Regions from separate parts of the Homo sapiens genome. Here region 2 is linked to region 1. A link is an interaction called in ENCODE POLR2A ChIA-PET data of the cell type or tissue named here. Cell type or tissue: GM12878. All regions are shown on one strand. Links, peaks and the distances in the headings refer to the core of each region. The heading gives the core; the rest is flanking DNA. Region 1 overlaps RGS8 (regulator of G protein signaling 8). Region 2 has its middle 9.5 kb from the start of LINC01686.

Region 1 (10,279 bases), core at 1,583-9,582:
ACCTGGAGAACATGGTTCCTTAGTCACAACAGCCATGCCACTATAGCAAGGGGCTCTTAGAGGACAGAGCAAGAGTGTGGATGGACAGCTGAGCCAAACCCTCATCTTTCTGTTAAGAAAAACCCTCCAAGTGTGGATCTCAGCCATGGGTCAGCAGCAGCATGAGCTGAATAGGCAGAGTTGGGGTGGAAAAAGTACTGGAGGTCCTGGGTTCAAGTCTTCTTAGGGCCATTAATTGAATTACCCTGGGCCCTCCACTCAGGGCCACTGAGCAGCTTCATCTGTAAAATGAGTGATAACAAGTGTCTGGCTCACTTTCAAAGGAGCTTGTGAGGATCAGCTGAAAGGAATGATAGCTCCCAGTGGTCAAGATGTGCTGAACAACTTTGCCAGGTACTTGCCCACATGATGCTGTTTAATTCTCCCAACTTCCTAGAACAAATTGAGGCTCAAGGGGGGTAAAAAAAACTCGAGGAAGTTCAGCCAGAGAAGTGAAAGCACCTGTCCTTGTATCATCATCCCCATTTACTCTCTAACAGACCCTTCAGAACCTTTAAGCCCACCACTCTTGCCAGGAGCAAGGGTGCAGAAATATGCCTGTTCTTCCAACTTAGCAGGTGCTAAGCCTCAAATGTCCTTTTTGTTCTCCATCTTCCTTTCTCAATCCCAGCTCCAACTTGTGACTTGTGATTATAAGTAACAAAACTCACATTTGTATAGCACAACCCAGCTTGTGACTGCGCTATACAAATGTAAGTTTTGTTAATATAATGACTTTATGACTTAGAACAATTTTCCTGTCTATTCTATTCCAGGCTCTCTGTTTTATGCTTTCTGGTTTCTTCTTTGTCCAAACACCTACATTTCTAGAGATGTCAGAAATGCTTTCTTGCTTCCCCTCTGTGCCTGGGGGGTATTTTTCACGTCCAAGAAATATCAGCATCATCATCAGAACCTTTGCCAGTGTTCTCTGCATGGAATTGGTCAGTGTTCTCTGTATGGAATTTCCCAAAGGCTTTTGAATTCAGCAGTAAAAGGTTCTAGAAGGAAGAGGGTCTCAGAAAAGCTGAGTGGCTTAAGGTTGATTCCTCCCAGGGCCTTGTCTCTCAAGGAAAAGTGTCAGGGGGAATTTGCTCAGCATCTCCGTGCATCGGAGTGCACCCACACAGCCCTCGTCCCTCCTCCCGCCTCCAGCTCAGACATTAACGTGCACCAGCACATGCCCGCAAGCAAGGCGTCTCACTGAGTGCTCTCAGTTCCCAGTTCTGTGTGAATTTCGGAGCAAATACCAGTGGGAGAACTGTCCCCAGAGTCCCAGACTCCACTCCACTATTCCCTGCTGCTGTTGCTGTGGCCGAACCCCACTCCTGGGTCTGATGGCTGTGGATTCTCCTTGCTGCGTGATTCTAGGTGTCTGGCTAGAATGGAGCTAGGAGTGAGGACATGAAAGCCATTGCCTGAAGTCATTAAAAATGGAGGATTAGAAAGAGCTTATTTTATATTCAGAGAAGGGGGAGAGTGCTGAAGCTGCTCTCTGCCCACAGCTGTAGACTCTGATGGCAAATGGTAAAGCTTTTGTTACTATCTGAGAAGGGGAAGAGATTGATAACCAGCACCCTGGCACTGAGCGATAGGAGGGAAAGCCACATTTCAGTTGTGACAGGGTTTCATGCTTGCCTCTCAGCTCCATGGCTTTGAAAACTACATCCCTCTGCTTCTCCACCTTTGGCCCTCCTGTCCCATCCATGCAGCCTCCACACCTCTCCCCACTGGGTGTGGGGCTTCTGCCTTCTCGGACTCTGATGTTCTCCCTGTGACTCAATGTTTTCATAAGCCTAAGTGATTTACAGCCCATGTTTACTTATATATTTCACTGAATTCTTGCAGTAACACAGGAAGTGGGCATTGCCTTAGTAATTCTGATTTCAGAGATGAGAAGGCAAGGTCCTAAGCCAAGGAGAGCCTGCCATAAAGGGGCAGAGTTGGAGCTTGAACCCTTGTTGCTGACCCTGGAGCCTGTGCCACTCTGTGACTCCACACTGTCTCTGTTGGCCAGCATCCTACACCAAACACAGTTTCCTCACCTACCTGCTGGGGGGCTCGTGTCAGCTCAACATACATTAACTGAGCCTTTTCCTGTTGCCGGGGACCGTGCTACATTTTGGAGGTGTAGAGATGAAAAATACGTTTTTTACCTAGGCAATGTACATAGGGAATGTAATGTACCCATGCCTGGGACCTTGCTTGGCACATAGGAGACACTTAAATGTTAGTCAGATGAATGAATGAATGAATGAACCCATGCTTTCTGCCCTTGATGAACTTAGGATCTGGTTAGGAGAAGAGAGTTGCAGGTACCTAGCTATGCCAGGTGCTGACATAGAGAAGTGTGCCTGGAAGCCATAGGAGCACAGAGGGCATTTCCTGAACTTGGGTGTTCAGGTGAGGCTTTTGGAGAAGTCGTCCTGAAGTGCAGCTTGAGGATGAGCAGGACTCACTCAGATCAAGGACATTCTGGGCAGAGGAAATGAAATAAAGGAGGCCCAAAGCCATGGAACCCTGTGATATGTGCTCATGATTATGGAAAGTGTAGAGTTATTGGGGCCTGAAGGACAAGCCAGGGAAGTGGTAGGTGACTCTCAAGGTAGCCAGACCTTGGGGTGTTTGTGTATCAGGATCCTTCTTAAGCTGGAACTTTATCCCTAGAGTAGGAGGGCTTAAAGGTTTTGAGGAGAAGGAAATGCAGTCATGTTTGTGACTAACCAGGTGATTATGGCTGCAGATTGGAGCTGAATTTAAGAAAATAGGCTGTCTCATGGGGACCAGAGACTGTGAGGACGTGAACCAGGACCGTAAGGACATGAGCCAGAGCAGTGGTAGCGAGGATGGAGGGGAGGAGACAGATTTGAAAACTATGAAAGATTTAATCAGTATGATTTGGTAATTGGTTGTCGACAGGAGATGAGAGAAAGGGAGTTGCCTGTAATTACTTTCCTATTTCTGGCTTGAGTTACTCAGTAGATGGTGGTGCCAGAAACTGAGATCAGCAATTCCAGAGGAAGCCAAGGTTTATATGTGTGTGTAGGGGGTGCGGGTGGAGTGGGAGGTGGGCGTGGTGAGGGCGGCGGATAAAATGGGCCAAGAAAAGATGGGAATATGATGTGTCCATTATTTAGATATATTTGCAGTTGTTAGGCCTGTAGGATATCTGAGGGGTATGTTCAGCAACCCAAGGACTATCGGAGTCTACATGATTGGGAGCTATTGGTGTCTACATGATGGGAGAGGGGCTAGAGTTGGACAAAAATATTTAGAAATGGTCAATATACCCAATGTAGTTAGGACTATGGGCAAGGATGAGATTGCCCAAGTAGCATGCAAGGTGAGAGAGGCAGGAAGCTAAGATTAGAGAGGAAGGAAAATACCAGTGTTTATGGGGTGGACAGAGGAGGAGGAGCCAGCAAAGGAGACCAAGGGGAAGGGCAGCCAGGGGAGTGTAATGTTGGGAAGTCAAAAGAGAGAGATCCAAGAAATGAATGGTCACCATGGCAAAGGCAGCAAAGAGGTTCATAAAGACAAGTACTGGAACATTTCCACTTGAACCTCACAGTATGGAGGCTGTGTTTCGGGGGAATGGTGGGAATGGAAGCCAAATGGCAAAGGGGTTAGGAGGGGATAGGAAGTGAGGAAGCAGAGGAGACTCTTTCAAGCAGTTTTGCTGATAAAAGGAGAAACACCCAAGGGTGTTTCCCAAGGGGAATTTTTTTAAATAAAAGAGATGAACATTGTTTTTGTTAAGTGCAGAATAACATGTGAGAAAGAGAAAATAAAGATAGAGTTCATAAAGGAGGGTCCATGGGAAAGAATAGGTGGAAGGCCACAGGAGGAAGAATTCACCTTAAATAGACACATCTGAGGGCAGCTGGAAGGAGGTCAGGGTGTGTGTAATATGGATAGATTAGTAGGAGTTGTTAGTAAGTGAAAAGAGGTCCAGGTATTTCATACCTGAGGCCTTGATGATCTTGATGGGACAGGAGATCAGGTTGTGAGGGTGTGAAGAGTTGTGTATGTTGCATAAGCTCTCTCTCTCCACTCTACCTTCCTGCCCTTCAGCTGCCCTCACAGAAACTAGTTGGCCACTGGAAAGGTCATTTGTAAAACCTGAGTTCAGTGTTTAAGGCTGTGATCATAGTAGGAACAGAGAAGGGCTGTGGAGGTGAGCAAACAGGCCATCATTTCTCTCCTTGTCCAGTGTTAACATATGGCCCTGAATTCTGCCTGTATAGATGGGCAGCTCAGCAGTGGGAACAAAGGATGTGGCTGGATTCCATCCAGGAACTCTGAGTTGGAGTCCTGGCTATGCCTCTAAGAAATGTGACATTGGACAAAGTCTTCAAAGTTTAGTTTCTGTAGGTGATGTCTAGGAGTTATACCCACTCTAAACCTCTGTGAATTTTAGCACCTGCTCCCTAGGCATAAAATAATAGACTTTTCTTAAAATGGATTTATTCAAGGGGAGAAAAACTTACAATGGAAAATGTACAGAAAATCAAGTTCCATTCAAATAGTCTCCTCCTTCTGTATTTCAGTTTTCTTGTACTTTGTTGGCTTATTTTACTGAAGCCACACATTGTAGGCACAATTTCAAATATACACAAGTCAAGAGAACAGAACAATGAGTCCCTACGTACCTACCACCCAGCTTCCCACCCAAGATGATGTTGAAGCTGTTCATGATAGCATATCATTTCAACTATAAATATTTCAGAGTATACCTCTAAAAGATAAGGTCTCTTAAAAAAGCCTCAATATCAAAATTGCACTAAAAAATAACGATAATGTCTTAATACTATTAAATATCTAATCAGTGTTTAGATTTTCTCAATTGCACTGTATTATTTTTAAAATTTTACATTTGAATCAGGATTCAACACAAAGTCCATGTATTACATTTGGCTGAGGTGTTTCTTCAGCTTTATTTTTAACCCTGATGGCCATTGTCTGCGAGGCAGCACTGTGTAATCCTCTAACATCTCCTGATTTTGTTTCATTTCCTTTGCTGTTGCTATACCATTTCATTTGAGGAGACCTAAGGAAGAATCGCAGGCTTAGACACCAAAGCCTCCAAAATTTAACTTTGAAATTTCTTTCTAGACACACTTAGAAGGGGGAGTATAAAGTAGTGAATAAAGAAAAGAGGCTGGCAAGAGGAAAACCCTGCAGTGAGCAGTGAGGAGACAAATGAATGCTCAAGAGGAACAAAAGGAAATGAGAAAGGTAACAGAGACTTACGTAACCCCCAGCCACTGAGCAGCTGGAGAATCATTACAGATGTGCTATCTTATACATTTTTGTCTCACCTCGCTGAGCAGGTGGTAAAAAAGTGAAACTTTAAATAATGGCATTCTATTTATATAGCACCTTTCCCCAAACAGCTTATTAAATAGCTGAACAGACATCTAAGTAATCCTCTATGTAAAATGAGGAAGTAGTAGGAAATTTAATTACCATTTTACAGATGATAAAATATAGTTGAAAAGACTACGAATAATGATAAAAGTGGCTCACACAGAACAGCTATTTGCCGTTTGTCAAGAATTGTGATGAAGACTGCATTACATTATCTAATTCAATCCTTATAACGAGACTATGACATTGCTATTGTTATTATCTTCATTTTATCCATGATGAAAATGATACTCAGACAGGGCGAGTAGCTTGCCCACAGTTCTGGATCTGCCCTTAATCTGGAAAATTACGGAGTTGGGGTTGAAGCTCAGGGCTGTCAAATCCACCACACTTTCTTTTCCAGTCAGTCTAATCTCCACTAAATTAGGAAACTTTTTTTTTGTTTTTTTCATCTCCTTGCTCACTGGCAAAATTCCATTTAAAGGGAAGCCAAGATCATCTTCAAATATAATAATAGGGTGTGATGTACTGGAATTTACAGGGCATTTCCCCCATAGACTTTCTCATTTCTTTGCATATAATCGCCCTGAGAAATAGACCGGGCAGGTGTGTTAATTTGTGTTTTACAGATGAGGAAATTGAAGTTGAAATGTCTTGGTGATGTTCGTTGGTGGTCACAGAGCTAGTAGAAGTAGTTAGTGTCATGGAGCTAGTTAATTGCAGAGTTAGTACCAAAGGCCCTTTCTTCTGATTCCAAATCCTGTGCTTCTTGGTTTTCTTTGAAAACCTCATGGGCACACAGCTTCAGCTGCTGACTTTTCTCCATGTCCCCTCTGATGTTCCTTATGAGGAGTTGAGCAGCGTTATTACAAATTAAATATGTGGATGCTTGAACTGATGAACAGGAAATGAGGCTGCTAATGCTCAGAGGAATGAGATAGAGGTGCATTTTTTAAAGTAGAATTTTGGGCCAAGTGACCTCCTTCTGTCCTGCCCTTCCATGTGTCCTTCCGGTTTCCATGGAAACCCTAAATCAATGCAGCATATGTTGATTCATGTTTCTACTGTTACTAGGAAGCTACGAAGTGGAAATTGCTTTTAAAAGATTTACGGAAGAGCTTTAGCATGCTGACCAGAATTCAAATCTAATATCCAAATGACTGTTTTATTAAAAGCTTTAAATGTGGTATTATCCTAGGTGGTATGTTGATTACATAAACACACAGGGGCATTTGGCAATAAACCTCCTCCACTCTCGTGGCTTTTTAAAATATTATATTGCAAATTTAAACTCCCTTTATCTTCAATTTAATTACATTCTCATGGCCTGTGTGACAATGCCAGGTGCTCCTTTTGCTCTTGATGAATTCCACACTGCCCTGACCAGGCTATTGGGTTAGTTTGCAAATGCCTTATGTACCTGTGCAGCTGACCCTGAGTGTCATTAGCATTCTGTTGACTTCAGTCTTGACCAGAAGGCTGCAGAAGTCTAACATGTTTCTACCATAAAGAATCCTCGGCGATTTTTCAGATTTTTTTTTCACGAACTCAAAATCAAATTTAGCCGACATTTACTCAACACCTGCTCTCTGTGAGTTAATGAGAATTAATAGTAAGGAGAGTAAGTAAAAGAGTCTGTCTTTTTGGAGCACACAGTCAGTTGAGAGGCTCAGAAAATATAAATCTTAAGAATAAACTATGCCTGTGATGTGGGCTGTCAGAGGGCCTTACAGCAAGGTGGTGCTATTGGGATGGAGGGGGTTCCTTCTGATTGGGAGAATTCTGAAAAAGGTTTGGAAAGGAGAATTTTTAGCTTGAGGTAATGGGTTTAGGGAAGAAGCTGAGAGTTAATAGGCAGATCAAGGGTGGGGACATTCCGGGCAGAAGGGACAGCAGAGGAATCATGCATGTGTGTGGGATAGAAAACCTGGATAGGCAAACGGGACAAACTCATTGTCAGGCAGGACAAGGAGGTGCAATGGAGCCCATCAAAGATGATTGCACAGATGATCCACTTTATGGTATCTGTTCAGTGGTACTCTGGTGGTAGTGTAGTGTGCAAGAAGGTTTGTGGGTGGGCAGAGAAAGAAATGAGGGCAGGGAGATCAGTTATTTAAGAGAGGGCAGGAGGTTGTGCAGGTGCTGGGGGTTGAATAACCTCTCATATGGCAGCATCAATGGATGGGAGGAAATGAAGTTGAGAAATACTTCAAAAATATGACAAGATTTAAAAACCAATTTAGGAAGGGAATGGAGAAAAAGAAGCCAGAAATGTCTGTACTTGTTGGGGTTAGGGTTAGGCTTAGGGTCCCTTGTGGGACTTGGGCAGAGTAATGTCACAAGTAAGCACAGGGAGCCCAGCAGGAATGGAGGATGGGGGAGAGTGATTGTTTAGAGACAGTATAGCATGCAGGGTCTGTTTAGAGAAGAGTATAGTGTGCAGGGTCTGAGATGTGAGGAACTGTCCAGCAAACCTCTGGAAAAGCGGCCTAGAGCTGAAGAGGCAAGATTGAAGCACTGATTCTGGAGAGGAGTGGTGGGTGCCTGGAGAGGGCAGGGCTTCCCAAGAGGAGTGAGTATAGACTGGGAAGTTCAGAGGCGGGCAGGACAGCCCAGAGGCAGGAGCAGGGCTTGCAATCACTGTGTTCCTGTAAGAAACGTGAGTTGTGGCCAGTTGAGATGTCCTGTGCCAACTGCAGCTAGCAAGTCAGGAGCAGTAGCTGGAAAAGAACCCAGAGCTCTACATTCCTGGGCCAGAGCTCTAAGCCTGGGGAATGTAGAGTCCAAGGTGATGAATTCCTTTCTCACGAGCACTTAACTCTGCTTGCCTTTTCTGTTTATTTGTTTCAGGAAAGAAGACGATGCTAGAATGCTTTACTTTAGGTTCAGCTTAATTCTCCTCCCTGAAATTATGCCCTGGCCTCTTTGGAAGATTATGCTGGTGTCCTCTTGTAAGCGGGGCCTGCACTACGTCTGTACTTCTCAAACTATGGTCCTCTGTGATTACTTTTTGGCATTTAGGAGTGTTTTGATTAGAAAAAAAAAGCTTGGACTAGTTTTAATGTTCCGTTTCCTTGTGTTATTCATGTCCACACACTTTTGTCCCTCTGCTCTTTATATTCCTGTTCTTTCTTTTACATTTTTCTTGTTTACTATAGCTCTTTTTAAACATTGGACTTATTGACTTCTTGTGACTATATTATTTTCCCAAAGGCTAATTGAAGATTCTGATGCCTGGTTAATATTGATTAGCTTCCACTTGCGACTCAGGCCCATTTGCAGCCCTGCTCTCTTTCCTTGGGGCCTTTACCCCGTGGACACTGGCCGGGGCAGCGTGAGATTTGGAGGAGGCCTTTGTTCCGCTGTTTTAGTGCTGGTAGAAAGTGTCCTATGATGGCACTACCTTTGTGTTAAAGCAAGGAGTAGAGCAGAGGCTGGAAGCATCAGGTTTGGTGCTAGATACCAGCTCTGCCACTTTTAAATGACGCGTCTCTGTTTCTCCATCTGTAAAAGGGAGATGATAAAGGTGTTGGCTTTGTAAATTTGTTCTGAAAATTAAATAGATAACTCAAATACGATGTTTGGCATAGTGTCTGGCACATACTAACTGCTCATTAAACATTAGCTATGTGGATTCACCTTATTCTATAAACATATCTTGAATTAGGGGAGTGCTTATCAATGGGCTTTTATTCACCAGTTTATCTGTGTACAAGTTTCTTATGGTGCCGTGTACCAAGAAAATGTCCAGAAATGAAGGGTTCTCTTTCTGCTTAAGTTCTAAACCCCAATTAGCAACAGGGTTCAAGAAAGGGGTAATAAGAAATGAGAAACTTTTCTTTTGCATCTTATTTTATAACACAAAGTTCCCTTTCTTTAATAGAGGGGCACTGTGGACGATATCAGAAAGAGACAATGAGTCACTGTGGAGGCAGCATCAGAATTTTTATTTCATCTTATCAACAGACAATGAGTAGTTGTGGCAGAATCATTTCACCGAGAGAATTCAGGTTATGCACCAATAGATCTGCCCAGAAAGACTGGGTCCTGGTATGATATAGTAGAAAGAGCTCTGCTGTTAGAGTCATAAGACTCAAATTCTGGTCCTTGTGCCTCCTCTGGCATGTTGGGTTGCTTTGATAAAGGTACATCACCTTTTCTGGCCTCAGTTTTTTCATCTGTAACATGGGAATAATAATACCCTCTCTGACTGTGGCATAGGATTGTTGAGTGACAATACATGAAAATGCTTTATACATTTAAAAAGGTTTAAAAAATCGAATTCATTTCCATTATTATAAAGCCATCACTTTCTGTCGAGATTTCTCCTGCCTTCTGGGTTTCAGAAACGGTTTGCAGCAAAGGCTATGTGTCTTTGGAGCTAGTTCCTGAGTGGGAGTGTAGACTCAACCTTAGGGACCTAGAGCATAACGAGAAGACAAGCTTTCTCCCAGGGCAGCGGTTTGCAAACTTTAGCATGCATCACAGTCACCTGGAAGGCTGATTACTGTCCCCAGAGTTTCTGATTCTGTAGGTCTAGGGGTGGGGCCTGAACATTTGCATTTCTGATACTTCTCAGGTGATGCTGACACTGCTGGTTCAGGGACCACGCTTGGAGAACCACTACACTAGGGCAAGCAGGAAGAGAGTCCTCCTTCTGGAACTGAAGCAGGCAGTGTGAAGACCCATGTGGGTAAGGAGGTTTGAAAGAAGAAAGAAATGGAAAAGACAGAAAAATAGGGATCATGTGCAGATCGGGCAGAACAAAAGGAAAAGTCTCACTCCATAACAAATGCAAGTAGGGGGAAGTTGCTAGGTGATGGATGAGGGAGAGAGGTGAGTTTCTACTGTAGGAAAAACCAGGTGAGAG
Region 2 (10,279 bases), core at 1,397-9,396, 53 kb after region 1:
CCATTCATTACTGACCTTTCCACAGAGCCAATCCTGCCACACTATGTGGTAAATGGAGGGTGACTAATGTGTGCCCATCACAACAGCCACATTTGCATTTAGCTGAGACAAAAGCCTCAGTTACACCAAGTTGGGGATAACAGTTGGTGAGATTTTAAGCATCAGTCAGAATTTGGGAGAGAAGGAAGAGTTTAATCACAAGGCCCTTTGGGTGCCCTGCTCACCATGCAAGAGGAGCTGAATTTTGTCCTGGTTGAAAATGCGGCCTGTCTTCTCTCCCCTACCCTCCTTATGTTTGAAACTCTGGGATATTTGCTTGTCTTTGTGTCTTTGTGAGTAGGGAAGATATTTGGGAGCTCTTTTTTGAGATAAGGTATATGAAAGTGTTTTATAAATAGTAAAAGGTTACATAAGAGCAAGGCGATGCTTTTATTACTGCTTCCTATGGAGCCAGCTGCAGGAGAAGGCCTCTGATCTCACTCCCAATAGGAGCCTTTCTCCATTCACTGGAGCCTGACCCAGATTGGACACTCAGGAATACATCTTATGTAAGATTTGGCTAAATTGAACAAAGCCCATCTTTCCAGTCCACGTTTGGGTTGATTTATTTCAATTAAAAGTTTCTATTGAGTGTTCACAATGTACACAGGCACTGTATATAGCTAAAGATATAAAGGAGAATAATATATACATGATTCCTATCTTCAAGGAATTTACAGTTCAGTGGAGAGATTTTTAAAAGGGTGGAAATCCTTTTGTTAAAGAAAATTTTAGTTAAAACTCCAATACCTAAAATGAAAAGGGAGCTGCTTTGATTAAGGTGGAGGTAGAAGAAAGGAGAGGCAGAGAAGGTAGGAGAGGAGGAGGGAGGCCAGGGTGCTGTTGGCTGGACCTCACCATTGCCCCCAGAGGCCTTTCAAGGGTTTCTCAGAGGCCAGTTCAAGCAGCCACAATTTCCATAAGACTTCTAGAAGAAAACAGGAGAATATTGTAATGGCTTGAGGAGCGGCAAAAATTTCTTAGGACATAAAAAGCTCTAAGCATAAAAGGAAAAAAAACTGATAAATTGGTTGGGTGCAGTGGCTCACACCTGTAATCCCAGCACTTTGGGAGGCTGAGGCAGGTAGATCACCTGAGGTCAGGAGTTCAAGACTAGCCTGGCCAACATGGTGAAACCCCATCTCTATTAAAAATACAAAAACTAGCCGGGTGTGGTGGTGAGCTCTTGTAATCCCAGCTACTTGGGAGGCTGAGGCAGGAGAATTGCTTAAACCCGGGAGGCGGAGATTGCAGTGAGCCAAGATCACGCCACTGTACTCCAACCTGGGTGACAGAGCGAACTCCATCAAAAGCAAAAACAAACAAACAAACAAAAACTGATAAATTATACTACCTCAAAAATGAAAATTTCCACTTATCATGTAATACTGTTAAAATAAATAGGGAAGCCAGATTGGGAGAAGATATTTGCAATATATGTATCTGACAATAGACGTGTGTCAAGAATATGTAAAGAATTCCTACAACTCAATAGAAAACAAACAAAATACAATTTTCAAATTAATCAAAAGACTTAAACACACACTTCACAAAATAATATACATGAATGCCAATAAACCAAATCAAAACCTGGTGAACACCATCACTTGTTAGGAGAATGCAAATCAGATAATTTGCCAAAAGTTTGCTTTGTAAACAGTGGTGCCAGAATTGGAAACAGCCTGTGCCCTTCTCTGTTCCATGGATCTCCAAGTACATTTTCCTATTTTAGTTATACAATGTTTTTCATATCCCTTCTCTGCCTCCAAATTATTTTTATCTACAGTACTAAAGCCATGAGGAGACAGCTAGATTTCCATAGATGTCAATGGTTATGTAATTCTTCACTTACGGCCCTGGAGGCCTCTTTTCTAAGTTCACAAATGACATATTAATATTTCTCTTTGCTAGGGAGTAATCTCCCAGTGAGCTGCAGTTACTGCCCTCTGTAAATATGAAACACACATTACTATTAGTGTATTACCATAATGGTTCTCTCCTGCCCATAAACAGCCGCACATGTGAAATATAAATGGCAACCAAAAAGAGTGCTAAGGGGCCCCTGCTCAGAGCTGTAAGAGGGTCTTCCAGGGACTAGGGACCATTAGGAAAAATAATGCCAAAAACCACAGTGAAGTTCTACTATGTATCCACTAGAATATGTAAAATGAAAATCCAGCTAACAAAAGGGGGTTGGTAAGGCTGTAGCATGACTGCAATTCTTATATAGTGCTGGTGTAAATGTAAAATGGTACAAAGCACTTTATAAGGCAGCTTGATAGTTTCTTATAAATCTAAATATATACCTTCCGTATGGCCCAGCTACTCCACTCACAGGTCTAAAAACATATGTCCACAAAAAGACATATCTGCAAATGTTCATCACAGCTTTATTCACAATAGGCAAAAACTTGAAACAACACAAGCAAGCAAGACAATGAATAAGAAATTGTGGAATTCTACTCAGCAATGGAAAAAGACGCACTACTGATAAATGCACCAACTCAGATGAATCTCAATAACATGCAGCGTGCAAGAAGCCAGATGCAGAAAGACTGCATTCTGTATCAAAGTCTAGAACAGGCAAACTAATCTATGTTTTAAAAACATCAGGAAAGTAGATGCCTGGTTGGGGACAGGGTGGCAGTGGGAAATCGGAAGAGGGTACAAGGGAACTATCTGGGATGATGGGAATGTTCCATGTATCAATATTGAGGTAGGTTACATGAATGAATGCATTTGTCAGAACTTCCTGAATTAAAACTGTTAAGATCCCAGCATTTTGCTTTCTGTAAATTACATCTCAATATGAAATGTTAGGCAATGACATTCTGGAAAATAAAACTGTAGATGGTAAAAAGATCACTGATTGCCAGAGGCTTTGGAGGGTGGAATAGACAGAGCACAGAGGATTTTTAGGGCAGAGAGATGACTCTGTGTGATACTGTGATGTGGATGCATGTCATTATACATTGTCCAAACTTGTAGAACACAGGGCACCAAGAGTGAACTCTAACGTAAACTATGGACTCTGGGTGATAAGGATGTGCCAATGCAGCTTTCTCTGTTGTAACAAATGTACCCCTCTGCTGGGGGATACTGATAGTGAGGGAGGCTGTGCATGTATAGAGGCTAGGAATCTATGGGAATCTCTGTACCTTCTCCTCAATTTTGCTGTGAACCTAAAACTGCTCTAAAAAATAAAGCCTAACTTTAAAACATATTAGGCAAATAAATCACTAGATTCCTATTTCAAGAAGGCAGAGTTGAGTCCTTTCTGTACCCTTCTTTCTTAAAAACAATGGGCAAACAATTAGAATAAGAAACAGCAAAATAAACTTTAGCTTGTGAAACTAGAATAACATCTGTAACCCACATGAAGACAGACAGCAGAGGGAGGAATGACAAATGACTCACCAGAGAGGATGGAAGCCAAACCTGATCCCAGAGGGTGAGCAGGGAAGGGTGGGGTGGGGGTTAACTGACAAGGGGCAAGTTCTTCGCCTCAAGAGTCCCTGAAAGGCTCAGGTACTAGAGGAATCAGCAGGAAGGTGGGCAAGAGGGATGCTGATGGAAGCAGGACTGTTTCAGAGCCTGCTGAGAAGGGTTCACTTTACCCTTCCCTCCACTTCCCTAAGATACCATCTGTATAAACCCACAGATTCCTTCTCCTTTTCCTTTTCTGTAAACCTGAACCCTTCTAAAGGCTTTAGGTCTGGGAAATCCAAAGCCAGGAAGATCTGCAGGCTACTTTTGTTTTTCTACTCTGTACAATACTTGCCTGACAAAATAAGGTGCAGAGTCAGCTATTTGCTTGAATGAAGGGAAATAGGAAATTTTAGGTAGAAAACACACACAGACACAGACAGACACACACATACATTAATATTGCCAAATATCATCTAGCTACTTATACAGAAATATTTTATGGCTTGTTTATTATCCATTTTTTAGTATTATACCTTATGCAGTATTTCCACCTTAAATAAATCTGGGGGGTAGAGCAGACACAATTATTCCCTACCATAGTGCAGATAAGGGGAATTGAGGCACACAAAGGTTATATGACTTGTCTAAGGTCAAACAACATGTTGCTGTCTAACCAGAACAACAGTCCTGGACTCTGGGCTCCAAGATCAGTATTTCAGCATTCAATGATGAGTGCTTATTGCTCTTCAAAAATATGGGCAGACAGACAAAAAAGAAGAGAGAGAATATACTATATGATTCCATTTATATACAACTCTAAAAAATGCAAACTAATCCATAGTGACAGAAAGCAGATCAGTGGTTGCCTGGGGCTAGGAGGGTGGGGAGGAGGGGAGCAGGGATTACACAGAGGCATGAGAGACTTTCGGGATAGTGGATGCGCCCACTCTTTTGATTGTGATGATTTCACTAGGTGTTTGCCTATGTCAAAACTTGTCAAGTTGTCCACTTCAACCATGTTAACTGTATGTTGATTATCCCTCACTAAAGCTATTTTAAAAAATATGGGCATAAATGACTCACTTGCTGGGCCTCCCTGCAATAATCATTTCCACCTTTTTAACATTTACAGAACATCCAAATACATGCTAGACATATAGAGGGGATATATGCAGAGGGGTACAATATCCCCCTGCCTTCATGGGGAAAATGCTTAAAAGAGAGGGTTTCAAACAGGGAAGTAAAGAGAACAAACATTTACCGAACATCAAACATATTATCTTTTTCAATCTTCACTAAACTCTACATGACGGATATTATCATCATATCCATTTTCCTGGTAAGGAAATTCTCAAGCCAGTAATAGCTGGGGTTTGAGGGAGCCAGTAACTAACACCTCTGCTTTTCACTCACTTCCTGAGTTCAGAACCCTTTGACACAGGAGTCAGATACCTGATGATGAAAACGTCAGCTTTATTACAGAAAAAGCTGGTTTTGAGGGCTTGGCTAAGAGCCACATGCTGCCAAATGGGTGTGCTAACAGATTCTCCTGAATTGAACTTAATTCTCAAACTGCAGACTTCCTCTCAGGCTCCACTAAACTTACCATAGAGTAGGAATTGTGGGTCTCCTGGGGACAGGCCACTCCTGAAGAGAAGTGAGTATGTCTGGTTCCTTTTTCTAAACTCACCAAGCAATGAGTTGCTACTTCTATGGGTAGGGCTTACTAGATTTAGGGGGAAAGTTGGGGAGAGAAGTCACAATTATAACTTTAGGGCAACCCCTTCTCATGAAAACATAGGAATCAAAAAGAAGTGTTGCCCTGAAAGGTTAAGTGGGATTCAGACCCAGATTCATGTTCTAAAGCAGTTATTACATCCATGGTTTTCATTCTAAAAATTTTGTGCAAACTAATTTATGTGCACCGAGTCCTAAATTAAATGGACTACAGGACATTGGATTTGAAGGAACACAGTGGTGAACTTTTTGCTAATGGGTGACTTTTTATATTCTTTCATTCATTTAAATAGTTTTTGTGCACCTATCCTGCAATAGGCCCTGAGCCCATCACTAGGCAGGCCAGGATAAATGTCCTGGCCTCTCCCTGTCCTCAGGGAGCTGGAGGACTCATCAGCCATCTCCAAGTTTCAGCTCTGGCCTCAGCTTTCTTTTTCAGCATATCTTCTGTTGACTGATTCCTTTTGTGCCTGCTATAACCAACAAACAGGATTTCTCCTTGAGGCCTCAACACATAACACCCCACTCCCTTTCTCATCCCTTGACTTTACTTATACTGTTTCCTATACCTGGAATCCAATTCAGTTAAGCAAACATTTTTGAGCATCTGCTGTGTTAGAGCTGTGAGAGGTAGAGCTACAAAAAGGAATAATATCTAGCTACAGTATCCTGTAAAGCTTGGCCTTTAAATGTTTAAATCCTATCCATCCTTCAAGGTCCACTTCCTCCATGAAGTCTTCTTAGGTTCCTCAATCAGCTGTAATCACTGGTATTTGCCTCAATTGTAGCTTTGAATGATGCTTTCACCTGCTGACCGAGGACTCCTCAGCCACCTGTACCTAAGGGAGCACAATGGGAATACCCCATAGTTCCATGACTCACCTCTATAGCCGCGTCCCTGAAAAATCGAGTCTTTCATTCCCATGCCTAAAATGTTGCTGCCCAGCATACAATGGGCAGGAAAGGACACAATCAATGGATGGCAAAGACCACCACTTACTTGGCCTCTCCCTATACCTTGCTTGGCTACCTCCCCCCGAGTTCACCTTTGCCTCAGTGGCAAAGGAAGACCCTCCTGTTGCCATGGCTACTGGTCCTCTCCCCATACCACTCTCCTGACCTCCCACCACATCCCCTGCACTTCAAGCTTGAATGCGCCTCAGCTGCAGATGCTCTCACCTCCCCCTCCAGTCCAGGACCTCAGCCTTTCCGGTCCTTCCTTTCATTCCTTCCCACAGTCCTAACCCTTCGCTAGGAAGCCAGAGCTGCTCTGTCCTGGGCCCAGAGCCAGGTTATATTTTGATGCAACCCTAGGGACTCTTTGGGGTTTTTTTCCAGGTTTAGACTTATCGAACATCTTGCCAGACCAGGGAATATAGTCAGATTTCTTTTTCTGCTGCCTATACAGGAAGGAGAAGTGGGGGAGTCCCCTTCTATTATTAGAGAAATTTTGGTTTGCAACAGAAATTCAACTCAAACCAGCATGAATAAAAGGGAGTTTTGGTGAGAATACTGGAACACCCCATGGAATCTGTGAGCAGAAACAGTGAGCAGAACCCTAAGGAATGCAGAAGCCCTGACTTTCCTCCTCTTTTCAGTTTCTCTCTGCGTACTACCTTTCTCTTTTCTTGCTGACTGTTCTCTGTTTACCAGTTCACATGGCAAAAAATGGTCAATAGTTCCCACATTTACATCATCAGTCTTAACACAAAGATATGGCCAGGTGTGGTGGCTCACGCCTGTAATCCCAGCACTTTGGGAGGCCGAGGCGGGCGGATCACGAGGTCAGGAGTTCGAGACCAGCCTGGTCAACATGATGAAACCCCGTCTCTACTAAAAATACAAAAAAATTAGCCGGGCATGGTGGCGGACGCCTGTAGTCCCAGCTACTTGGGAGGCTGAGGCAGGAGAATCGCTTGAACCCAGGAGGTGGAGGTTGCAGTGAGCCGAGATCGCACCATTGCACTCCAGCCTGGGGGACAAGAGCCAGACTCTGTCTCAAAAAAAAAAAAAAAAAAAAAAAAAAAAAAAAAAAAAGACACTGAGAGGGAAACCAATCTATCCTTCATCCTGGGGTCCAAAATTCCCAGGTAAGAGACGGATTGGCCCAGGTTAATTTGAATGTGCTCAATCTGGTCAAGGAGGCAAGATCACATTATCAGAGCACAGCATTTCTGCTGCAACCACATGGACACAAGAAGGGAAGGGAAACTTTCTACAGAGGGGTACTGGGGCCAAAATCCAAAAGGTGTCTCCCAGACCCTCTCATGGAGCAAATTTTAACAGCCACCTCTCTAGGAAACTGGTCCCCCTCATTCTACATCTAGCCACCTAGGCGATATTGCTGATAATATGCTATTTACAGTTGTATCTTTTGCACCACTCCCCACCCCTCCTTAATCTCCTGGAGGACAGGGGCATGCTTAGGGTTGTTTGTGCCCTCCAGTGCTTATCCAGTGCCTGCACTCAGCAGGTTCATCTCATGTCTGCTGAGAGAACATGATGTTTACATGTACCAAGAATTGTTCTGGGCCCTTGACACATTAACACATAATCCTTGAAATAACCCTATGAGGTAGGAACATGTGAGGAGGGCGAGGAGGGTATGTAACTTGTCCAAAATCACAGTTAGTCAGTGTCATAGCCAGGATTCAAACCCAGGTGGTCTGGCACTCTGCTCTTAGTTCCTGGCCAGTAGACTTCACCACCTCTCCATCTGTGTTTGGTGAGTTTCTAGCTTAATCCTCAGGTTTTCTCAAGAGAGCCAAATCTGTAGATGCACACAGGCAGCGGTGTTTCTGGATAAGAAGGGAAAGTAGGAGTCAGGAGGTACTTGGCTCTTCCAAGATGGAACTGGCTACTCTCTCTTTCATGCCCATACCTTATCTGTGCACAGGTAGCACCTGGAACTTTTTCCTTCACCGATTTGTTTATGTGTCTGTTTTACATACATGACCAGTAGTGTTTGTTTTTAAAATTTATTTAATATAGTCTTATTTTAAATAAAAGTATTGCTGGGCAACTGGTTTTAAGTTGTATATGTAGAAGAAAATAATAAAATTAACTATCTCTTATTCATCTCCCCTCTGCTCCACCTCCCTTTCTCCAGTGAAAACCATTTTCAATGTTAAGGTATTCATCTGGTACTTCCCCTATATTTCTAACTCACAGAGTATGTGGCTGTCTCTTGAGTCATTAATTTCAGACATTAGTTATAGACTTCCTATTATGGTAATGAAGATATTAAAATCATGTACATTTTCCTCTTTTCTGCTAGCTCCCTAGTCCCCCAATTTCTGGTTAACAAAGCTTTTGTTATTGTGATTGTATAAATATTGTTTGCTATTAAGCCAAGTAATATATCTTATTTACCTGTACATTCTTGCATATTGTTTTTCTTTTTTCCTGGAGTTAGTAATTGCCTCTAATTTTTATTTGTTTAGTTTTCTATCAGCACCTGACTAAGCCCTCCCATGTGCTCCCACAGCTCTGTGAAACATGGCTCAATAACATTTCCACATTGTCAAGTCTATCAGATTTTTTTTTTTTTTTTTTTTTTTTTTTTTTGCCTCTGAGACATCTTTCCTGGAGCTCTTTGATGTCTTATTCAGGGTTGGCTGCTCTCATGGCCCACTGTTGTCCTACCCTTCCTTCCTTTGCCTACTTCCTGAGAACTCCTTCTACTTTCCTCTTATCTCTCGAGTTCTGTCTTCCACTCCATCCTTTCCTGTTTTATGGACTTACATATTTTCTAGTGTAGCTTTCTGAGGGTACATGGGAGATAATGTTTTTGAGACTTTTCTGACTGAAAATCTTCATTCTCTGCTCACTCTTGAGGTGGGTGACATAGAATTCCAGGTTGAAAATAATTTTCACCAGGCGTGGTGGCATTCACCTGTAATCCCAGCTACTCAGGAGGCTGAGGCAGGAGAACCACTTGAACCTGAGAGGCAAGGGTTGCAGTGAGCTGAGATCGTGCCACTGCACTCCAGCTTGGGTGACAGATCAAGACTCCATCTCAAAAAAAATTTATTATATTATTTAAAATATAATTATTATTATTTTCACTTAGAACCTTGGAAGTGTTCAATGTTATTATTGAGAAGACTGATGTTATTTCAATTCCTGTGTATTGTTTGTGGTCTGTTCCCCAATCCCCCTCAATCCCCCGGTCTCTAGGTTCTTAGGACCACCTTTGTATCCTAGGGTTCTGAATTTATAATGATGTCTGGGTTTTTGTATTCAATATGAGCTGAGCGCGTGGTAGCCCGGTCAGTGTGGAGACTGACACTTTGGGGATGGTTTGCTTATAGGATTTCTTTGATAATTTCCTCCCCACTGTTTTTTCTGGCATTCGTATTAGTTATAAATGAAACGTCTTGGCTTTATCCTTTAATTTTCTTTCTTTCTTTTTTTTTTTTTTTTTTGAGATGGAGTTTCACTCGTTACCCAGGCTGGAGTGCAATGGCGTGATCTCGGCTCACCGCAACCTCCACCTCCCAGGTTCAAGAGATACTCCTGCCTCAGCCTCCCGAGTAGCTGGGATTAGAGGCATGCGCCACTGTGCCTGGCTAATTTTATATTTTTTAGTAGAAATGGGGTTTCTCCATGTTGGTCAGGCTGGTCTCGAACTCCCGACCTCAAGTGATCCACCCACCTCGGCCTCCCAAAGTGCTGGGATTACAGGCGTGAGCCACCGTGCCCAGCTTTATCCTTTAATTTTCTAATTTATTATTTCCAATGTCCCTTTTTTTCTGACTTTCTGAAAGATTTCCTCAACATTGTTTTTGAACACTTCTGTTGATTTTTTTGGTATCACATTTTTAATTCCCAAGAGGTTATAATTTTTCTCTGTTTCTTAGAAAACAAAATTCTGTTCTTGTTTTATAGTTGCAATATTTTCTCTTATTTCCCTGAAGCTATGAATGATGGGTTTTGGTTTGTTTTAATTTGTTTCCTTTCTATTCTGTTTCCTGAATTGTTTCTGTTTCTCTTGGGTTCCCTTTTATTGTTTACTTTAGTCTCTTTCTTTCAAGTTGAGGGCTTTGCTCTAAGGTCTGGTGATCCTTGATTG

The links. ChIA-PET counts read pairs that join two places held together with the same protein. Peaks named below come from ENCODE experiments on the same cell type or tissue, not always from the same donor. Only the 100,000 strongest peaks of a DNase experiment are listed, where the experiment ranks them.
Region 2: POLR2A ChIA-PET joins it to region 1 with 11 read pairs; 6 of 35 experiments call an interaction of 5 or more read pairs at or near these places.

The regions. Positions count from the first base shown.
Region 1 is chr1:182,672,642-182,682,920 of GRCh38, reverse strand. It overlaps RGS8 (regulator of G protein signaling 8), which reads left to right. Exons shown (of 8, transcript NM_001102450.3): 2 at 9,989-10,102. Among named protein-coding and RNA genes, the nearest start is that of RGS8, 6.8 kb to the left of the region's middle. In GM12878, for the core only: a CTCF peak has its summit at 7,139; a DNase peak (open chromatin) is centred at 5,390; H3K4me3 peaks cover 350 bases.
Region 2 is chr1:182,619,479-182,629,757 of GRCh38, reverse strand. No RefSeq gene overlaps it. Among named protein-coding and RNA genes, the nearest start is that of LINC01686, 9.5 kb to the right of the region's middle. RefSeq lists an enhancer at 6,881-6,940. In GM12878, for the core only: no CTCF peak of the experiment used is centred there; a DNase peak (open chromatin) is centred at 6,385; H3K4me3 peaks cover 709 bases; H3K27ac peaks cover 3,078 bases.